Regions from separate parts of the Homo sapiens genome. Here region 1 is linked to region 2. A link is a loop called in an ENCODE intact Hi-C map of the cell type or tissue named here. Cell type or tissue: gastrocnemius medialis. All regions are shown on one strand. Each heading gives the region's core, and the rest is flanking DNA. Links, peaks and the distances in the headings are about the cores only. Region 1 has its middle 5.6 kb from the start of TAC3. Region 2 has its middle 7.0 kb from the start of SDR9C7.

The links. A loop is a pair of places that touch in the nucleus more often than their neighbours do. Peaks named below come from ENCODE experiments on the same cell type or tissue, not always from the same donor. Only the 100,000 strongest peaks of a DNase experiment are listed, where the experiment ranks them.
Region 1: a loop joins it to region 2, with 6 times the contacts of the local background. A loop is called at or near these places in 1 of 110 quality-filtered maps.

The regions. Positions count from the first base shown.
Region 1 is chr12:57,019,967-57,024,357 of GRCh38, reverse strand. No RefSeq gene overlaps it. Among named protein-coding and RNA genes, the nearest start is that of TAC3, 5.6 kb to the right of the region's middle. In gastrocnemius medialis, for the core only: no CTCF peak of the experiment used is centred there; no DNase peak of the experiment used is centred there.
Region 2 is chr12:56,939,180-56,943,570 of GRCh38, reverse strand. It overlaps the pseudogene LOC100420982. Among named protein-coding and RNA genes, the nearest start is that of SDR9C7, 7.0 kb to the right of the region's middle. In gastrocnemius medialis, for the core only: no CTCF peak of the experiment used is centred there; a DNase peak (open chromatin) is centred at 2,157.

The DNA.
Region 1 (4,391 bases), core at 76-4,075, 81 kb before region 2:
CCCTCACAGGTCAAAGTTTATGCCAGTGCAGTAAAAAGAGTGGGAGACCTGGGGTGAGACAAACCTGGATTTGAGGCTGTTCTTCACTGATTAGTAGCCATATGTACTGGAGCAAGTGACTGAACCTTCTGAGCCTGTTTTCTCATCTGGAAAATCAGAATATTTCCTACTTACATGGTCATGGTGATGAAAACCAGATGGACTGCTCCATGCCAAAGCACCCTGCAAACATTCAAACCCTGCACCCATTACAAATACTGGGCTGACGGATGGCTCTGGCTTTGCTTTTGCATCTCCGCTGTCTCATTCAGCAGCAGCATCTGGCTCTGGCTCTCGGCTCTGATCCTGGTTCTGACTCTCCCCTGGAGCTCTCTCCCTTGGGTGAGAAATAAGCAGATAATCTCCCTCATCTGTGTGTGGTGTGAACAAGAGGCTTGAAAGGTCAGAGAAGAAGATGCCTGAACTGCAGGGAGACAGATTAGAGTGGGGAAAATGTAACTCTGAGGAAAAAGGGAAGCAATTAAGAGATCAAGGCCAGGGGCAGTGGCTCATGCCTGTAATCCCAACACTTTGGGAGGCTGAGGCGGGCAGACCATGAGGTCAGGAGTTCGAGACCAGTCTGGCCAACATAGTGAAACCCCGTCTCTACTAAAAATACAAAAAAATTAGCCAGGTATGGTGGTGTGCACCTGTAATCCCAGCTACTTGGGAGGCTGAGGCAGAAGAATTGCATGAACCCGGGAGGCAGAGGTTGCGGTGAGCCGAGATTGAACCATTGCACTCCAACCTGGGCAACAGTGTGAGACTCTGTCTCCAAAAAAAAAAAAAAAAAAAAAAATCAAGGCCGGGGAGGGGGCAGGGGTGGCACAGCTATCGAGTTCTGTTCATCCTCTGTGAGATTACATCAGGAGGTGTAAAAGAACTCTAGAAGAATGAAGCTAAGTCCAGCTGATTCAGGGTTCAAGAAGGATTGAGGTGGGAGAGGCATCATGACCACTGGTGAGGAGTGGAGGAAGGCCGACACTGGAGCTTTCTTTGCCCAAGCAGAGGAGGGGTGTGACACTCTTGAGGACCAATGTAATGGCGCAGCTCCCTCTGGGAGGGGGAAAGGAGAGGACTGGAGGGGATGCTAAACTGACCTTCTAACCTTCAGGGGCCTGAGTCTGGTTGTCCTGGGTGGGGAGGGGCGCCTGCCTGAAACTGTTTTAGCCCAGAAGTCAGGCCTGAAGGTTAAAGGGCAAGGAGCTGGTGGATGAACAAGGTGGGGAAAGAGGCCCAGGGTCCACATCTACTGAGCTGGACTCAGGCATGGGAATTGGTGTTGTGAGGGCCAAGACACTTGGCCTCCTAAAAGTTTGCTGAAAATCACTGACATGAGAGTAATTGATTTATAGGAGAAAAGGTAGATAAATTTATTTAATATGTATATATGAGCACCTTTAGAATGAAGACCCAAAGATATAGGGGAAATTGCCAGTTATTTATTTATTTTTTTTGGAGATGGAGTCTCACTGTGTCTGCCAGGCTAGAGTGCAGTGGCATGATCTCGGCTCACTGCAACCTCCGCCTGCTGGGTTCAAGCAATTCTCCTGCCTCATCCTCCTGAGCAGCTGTGACTACAGGCACGCACCACCATGCCCGGCTAATTTTTTGTATTTTTTAGTAGAGACAGGGTTTCACCATGCTGGCCAGGCTGGTCTGGAACTCCTGACCTTGTGATCCGCCCGCCTTGGCCTCCCAGAGTGCTGGGATTATAGGCATGAGCCACCGCCCCCAGCCTGAAATCGCCAATTTTATGTTTATGTTTTACAAAGTATGGACAGCTGTGTAGAAATATGACTGGACAGAAGGGCATGCTCTAATGTTAACAGACTGAGTGGGGAAACCCAGGAAGGCCTGTTGAGATTCCTCCTGGCCTCTCTCATTCCTTCCTTCTGGGTATGGGGCAGGACCCTCTCTGGAATGGGGAGATCTTAGGACCTAAGTTAAATAAGGTAGGTCAGATAATTTTTTATGGCCAGTTTTTACATACAGTAATTTTAGGTTTTATGGCTGGCTTTGGGGAAAAGAGGTCCTGGTTTTTATAGCTGGCCTTGGGGGAGAATGGGACCCAGCAACAGGAGGACAGGAGAGGGTCAGAGAAAAACTTCTGCTTCTGAGGCTGCTACTGAGGCCTTCATTTTAGGGTATTGTCTTCTGAGCCCCAGCATTCCTCGGTGTGAAAAATTTTAAAGAAATTTTATAGTCCAGAAATTGAGTTGGTGAATTGTCTTATAAGCCATGGAACTAGTCTCTTAGTCCTGAGAATAGGCCAGTCTAGTTAAATAGTTATTAGTTGTGTCTAATTTTAGGCAGTGTGTTGCAGATGGGCTTCCACCAAAGCCAGGCCTCTATATGATATGAGTAATCAGTTATTTAGTAAGAGGCATTTTTGTCTCAAAAAATAAATAAATAAAAATATATGAATAAATGAATGTATGTTTCTTATCAGACTACGTCTGTTCTATCATTAATTCCAGAAGGGAGGAGGGTCTGGTTCCCCCTTCCCATCATGGCCTGACCTAGTTTTCAGGTTAATTTTAGAACACCCTTGGCTGTGAGGAGTGGTCCATTCGGATGGTTAGGGAGCTTTAGGATTTTACTTTTGGTTTACAAAGTAATGTGAATTAAACAGACATTTGAGTTAAAGTTTTTATTTTTTAATAAAATATTTGATTTAAGCATTTTTTTAACTGAATTAATTAGAGCTCTTTTATATATTTTGATAATGGAACATTACATACACAGGCACATATAAATATATAGACACATAAACAGAAGTAGAGCTTATAGATTTATACTTTTTTTTTTTTTTTTTTTTTTAATGAGACAGGTTCTCCTTCTGTCATCTAGGCTGGAGTGCAGTGGTGCCATCACAGCTCACTGCAGCCTTGACCTCCAAGGCTCAAGCAATCCTTCTACCTGACTGGCTAGCTGGGACTACAGGCGCGTGCCACCATGCCTGGCTAATTCGTGTATTTTTTGTAGATATGGGGAGTTTTACCATCTTGCCCAGGCTGGTCTTGAACTCCTGGGCTCAAGAAATTTTCCTAACTTGACCTCCCAAAGTGTTGGAATTACAGGCATGAGGCACTACGCCAGACCAGATTTTTTATTTGTCAGTTTCTAGGTAGTTTTCCCCAACTTCAGACTATCAATTTTTAAATTATCTGTTTTATGTCTTAATTATTAACTAGGCAACTCTAAACTTGTATCTCTAAGACATGACTTTTAGATGAAATAAGGTAGAAAATGTATATTTCAAAGGCATAGAATTTAGATCTAAATAAAGGTAAAGTTATCTAAATTTTAAGCCATTGTCTTTTCTATTCTAAAAGGTTTTGGAGGTTTGGGTGTAGAGAGGGAGATGCCTTTACAAATGGAATTTTTGTTGTTGTTTTTGTTTTGAGACGGAGTCTTGCTCTGTCACCCAGAGTCTCGCTCTGTCGCCCAGGCTGGAGTGCAGTGGCACGATCTCCGCTCACTGCAACCTCTGCCTCCCGGCTTCAAGTGATTCTCCCACCTCAACCTCCTGAGTAGTGGGGATTACAGCTGTGTGCCACCACGCCCAGCTAATTTTTGTATTTTTAGTAGAGACCGAGTTTCACCATGCTGGCCAGGCTGATCTCGAACTCCCAACCTCAGGTGATCCGCTCGCCTTGGCCTCCCAAAGTGCTGGGATAACAGGCATGAGCCACTGCACCTGGCCTTTTCTGAGTTTTTTAAGGAGTCTGAGTCATTAGAAGTCTTTTCTAGATTTTTTAAAAATGTGGTATTGAAGATGGCAAAGAGGAAGGAGGAATAGGGTGGAGTAAAAGTAAATGGGAGGATAGTTTTTAAGAAAGGAAGTGAATAGAGACATCAAACACATTTTAAAAAAAAGATTTTAGTCTACTGAACAAAATTTTTTAAAATAGGATTTAAAGAGAAAACACAGAAGGCTTTAAAAATATACACATAGCTTGAATATTAGCTTTTAATTAAGCTGACTTCTAACCATGGAGCTCTTTAACAAAAATTCTTTTAAATTTGTCTCTCTCCTCCTTTAAAACTTTTTGTAGAGATGGGGTTTCGCCCTGTTACCCAGGCTGGTCTCAAGTCCGGGCAACTTCTGGGCTAAAGTGATCTGCCTGTCTCGGCCTCCCAAGTGATAGGATTACAGGTGTGAGCCACTGCGACTCACCTTAAATCTCTTGTTACCAGATTTTAGTTGGGACAAATGCTGATATTTTAAAAGTCACATAAATATTAAGCCGAAAAGGACTGATTTCTGATTAGGAAGGAAACCCTAAGCCACGGTGGGAATTTTAATTATTAAACTGTAAAATGGAGCAGCCTCCATTGTTAATTTT
Region 2 (4,391 bases), core at 221-4,220:
ACCTGCCCCTGCAGCAAACTTCTGCCTGGACATCCAGGCATTTGCATACATGCTGTGAAATCTAGGCAAAGGTACCCAAACCCCAATTCTTGACTTCTGTGCACTGGCAGGCTCAACACCATGTGGAAGCTGCCAAGGCTTGAGGCTTGCACCCTCTGAAGCCACAGCCTGAGCTCTACATTGGCCCCTTTCAGCTGTGGCTGCAGCAGCTGGGATACAGGGCACCAAGTCCCTAGGCTGCATACAGCACGGGGACCCTGGGCCTGGCCCATGAGACCACTTTTTCCTCCTAGGCCTCCTGGCCTATGATGGGAGAGGCTTCCGTGAAGACCTCTGACATGCCCTGGAGACATTTTCCCCATTGTCTTGGGGATTAACATTTGGCTTCTTCTTCCTTAGGCAAATTTCTGTAGCCAGCTTGGATTTCTCCTCAGAAAATGAGATTTTCTTTTCTATTGCATTGTCAGGCTGCAAATTTTGTGAACTTTTATGATCTTTTTCTCTTTTAAAACTGAATGCCTTAACAGCACCCAAATCACCTCTTGAATGCTTTGCTGCTTAGAAATTTCTTCTGCCAGATACCCTAAATCATCTCTCTCAAGTTCAGAGTTCCACAGATCTCTAGGGCAGGGGCAAAATACTGCCAGTCTCTCTGCTAAAATGTAATGAATCACCTTTGCTCCAGTTCCCAACAAGTTCCTCATCTCCATCTGAGAGAACCTCAGCCTGGATTTCATTGTCAATGTCATTATCAGCATTTTGGTCAAAGCCATTCAACAAGTCTCTAGAAAGTTCCAAATTTTCCCACATTTTCCTGTCTTCTTCTGAGCCCTCCAAACTGTTCCAACCTTTGCCTGTTACCCAGTTCCAAAGTAGCTTCCACATTTTGGGTGGCCTTAGAGAGCAGTGGCAGGAAGAGGCAGGTGCCTTCCTGGAGGCCAGGGATGAGAGGCATGACCTGAGAATGGATTTGAAGAGGAAAGTTATCCCTGCCTTCTCCCAGCCATTCTTGCCACCGAGATGAGGAGGAATTGTTTTCTTTCCATGGATGCTGGAGTAACCTCAGGTCACAGAAATAGACCTAAGGACGAGCCAGCAAGGAGATGTCAATAGGCACTGACAGGCCCCAGGTCCCTTCCCTGGGACAACTGAGTCCTCTCCCCCTCACCTGTGCCTTCTGTGGCCCTCAGTGACTGACCCTCACTTAAAAGTCATTGCACTTTTCCTGTGCCATCTCTCAGGTCCTCCACCATATCCCAACACACCCCCTCCTCCAGTGGCAGGGAAAGGAATGGAGACTTGGAACCCACAGGAAGGAAACACCCAGGGCTGCTGGGAGGGGGAATGGAAGGACTTCCACAGTGCCCCCATGGGATCCTTCACTCCTTCTGCCCCAAAAAACTATTATAGCAGGAGACGATCTGTTCCTGTCCACTCTTTCGGCTTCTCCTTCTCATCCTAGACAGCCTGACCATGACCCAGTTTTCTGAGGAGTGATTGATTCTGGGTGCTGAGCGGGATGAGGAATCTCAGGCTCAGAGAGGGATTTCCACCTAATGTGGCTGGAAACCATATGTAGCTTCCCAATAAGGTCTTTCTGTGCTCAGAAGGTCATGGACCAGAAGTGTCAGTACAGCAGCTTTGTAGAGACAGTTCTGACCCTTGTACTTAGAGCAGAGGGGTGTGTTTGCTATGGAGAGTGTGTGGGGGCTGCTGTGTGTAAGCCTGTGTCAATACACGTTTGCACCCACATAAACATCTGTGTGGGCACAGCAATGCAGAGAGAAATTTGTGGACTAGGGAAGCATTGCTGAGTCATAGTAGTTTCCTACTGGGCAGGACTTGGGGTTTGCAACTGCATGCATGAGTACTTGCAAAGGCAGTTCAAAATAGTAGAGAGATGAAGCCAGGATAAAAAAAAATGTTGCAGAAAGACAGTGATCAGGGAGGAAAGTGAAGACTTTCTGCCAAAATGCCTGAGGGCTTCTCTGCCTACCTCAGCCCTCTGTGTTCTTAAATCCTCCTGTCTGAACAGAGGCCAGACTCTCATTTCACCCCAGCCTACCTGGGTCTGTCCTCTGCAAAGCCATGTGGCTCTACCTGGTGGTCCTCCAGGGCCTGTACTACCTTCTGTGCTCATACTGGGAGAGGCAGGTGGTGAGCCAGCTGAGAGACACATAGTGTTCATCATGAGCTGTGACTCACGCTTCAGGAAGCTACTGGCCAGACAACTGAATGCACAGGCTTGCGGGAGCTGCATGTAGGACAGAGAAGGGGACCAAGCAGCTGAGGGGCCAGACTTCAGACAGGCTGGAGACGGTGACCATGGACATCACCAAGACAGAGAGCATTGCTGCAGCTGCCCAGTGGGTGAAGGAGTGTGTGGGGGACAGAGGGACCACCTCAATCCCTCCTAGTGCCTGTTTGTTTCTCTTCTCTCTGTGTCACTAGGGGAGACCTAGTGTCTGCTAACTGGGAACATTTCCAGGACTTTTATTTTCGGGGGCTTGAGCTTTCTGCTTTCCAAAGCAGAAGTCCTAGAGTGGTTGTGGCTGGGCCCAGGGTTAGAGGAGTCCAGGCTGTGGTTAGAGCCCAGTCTCTGGATAACGTTGGGTCCTGACGGTTGGCATGAGACCATCGGGGATGGGGCTGGGCAGGATCCAGGCTTCTGATCTCAGCATTCTCTTACTGGTTCCTTCACACTTGTCCCTGTTGAGGGCTTTAAGATGATCTCCGCTTGATTCACGAGGACACTGGGGCTTGGAGAGCTGAAGGGACTTCACATCAAACACCGAGTGATGAATCCTGTTCCTTTTGGGGAAAGGGAGATCATTGATTGCTTTGTTCTGATTGTAAATGGAAAACATGAAGAAATTATAGAAGAGGATAAGATTGGATAGATAGGAGGATAAGATAGGATTTCTCATTGGAGAAATCATAGAAGAGGATGAGAGTGAAACAACATTCCCCCTAATCCCAGCCTCCAGGGTTAATTTCCCTCTACTTTACACATTCTGGGGTCAGCATTTTCATCATCAAGTTTCTTCCCCAACATAACAATCAAGGTCTCCATATTCCAGCATGTGGAGAGGCCATAATTTGTTAAAGGGATTCTATATTGTTGAATGCCGAAGTTTGTTACCCACTTTTCCTGGCATAAATAACATCTCAGTAGCGATTCTCTACCAAGGTTTGTTGACAGGCTTAGCAGTGCTATTCAAGAAAAGTACAACTATTGAATCAAAGAATCCTCATTCCTTCAAGTCCAGGAAAGGTTTCTGAGTAGGGGAAGGGCCACCATTGCAGGCCTTATTGTTTTTCCAATATTCCTAGGGTCAGTCTCCGTCTCCTGTACCCCCCAGCCCTCACCCACTCACACCCCTGCCCCTGCTGGCCTGGAGTCCGTAGTTCTGTAGCTCTGACTGCTCCAGATCTTTCATGCTATTAGTTTGCTCCCCTATGTCTTCTGTAGAGTCTTCCCCAAAGCTTGCTGGACCCTATGGGGATAGGGCAGAGGTGGCCTTATGAGATGGTGGGAGGAAAAGGTGGTACTTCCTGGGGCAGAGAGTGCAGTCTGGACACCTGTGTGGCATGAGACCTCTTTCCTTCCTCCCCTCCTGCTCTGGCCATTCAGTCCACAGTGAGCTTTGGGACTCCCAGGTACACAAGGTGACCTTTTCTTCCAGGACAGATATTGCCTTGACATTGATGCAGGTTGTAGCACAGCTTGTCCCCTGATGCCCAGTGCAGGCCTGCTCTCTAACTTCCCCCAGTCTTAGGATTTAAGTGTATCTCTCTTAACCAGGATGCAGAAAGCAATTATTTATGTGTTTTTCTTATTCTTTCCTTCCATTTTCCTTTCTCTTCTGTCCTTTCCCCTTGGTTTCTCTGTCTTACCCCATTCCTGTCTTCCTGTTTTCCTGTCTCTGTCTCTCTCCCTTGGAGAGATATTTGTTGGGTCCTGGAGGCATGGGGAGAGCATCTGAGTCCATACAATATACTCTTGTGGCCCTTGGAAGAGTACCCAATAAACTCAGCCTAGGACAACAACAGGGTTTTGGCCCTGACCTAAAAGCTCTGACACCTGAGAGAGGAGCAAGAGAGCCAGAACCATTGTTGCCAGTTCTCATAGGGGTTGTGACCCAGTCAGCCCTGGTGGCCATGGCAGCCTCCTAAGCTGGGGAGGGTCCTGGCAGTGGGATCTGAGCTGGAGATTGAGGATCCCCACCTGGCAGCCTTGAACAGAAATGGGGGAATGACTTTTGTCTTCAGCCCAGACCTAGGGGGAGCCTCAGCTGCCTGCCTGTGCTGTGGGGTCCTCATGAGGTGAAGCACAGGGCCAGGCCTGTGGAGGAGGCTGGGCAGGTGGGTTCATATGGGCTCGTGGAGGC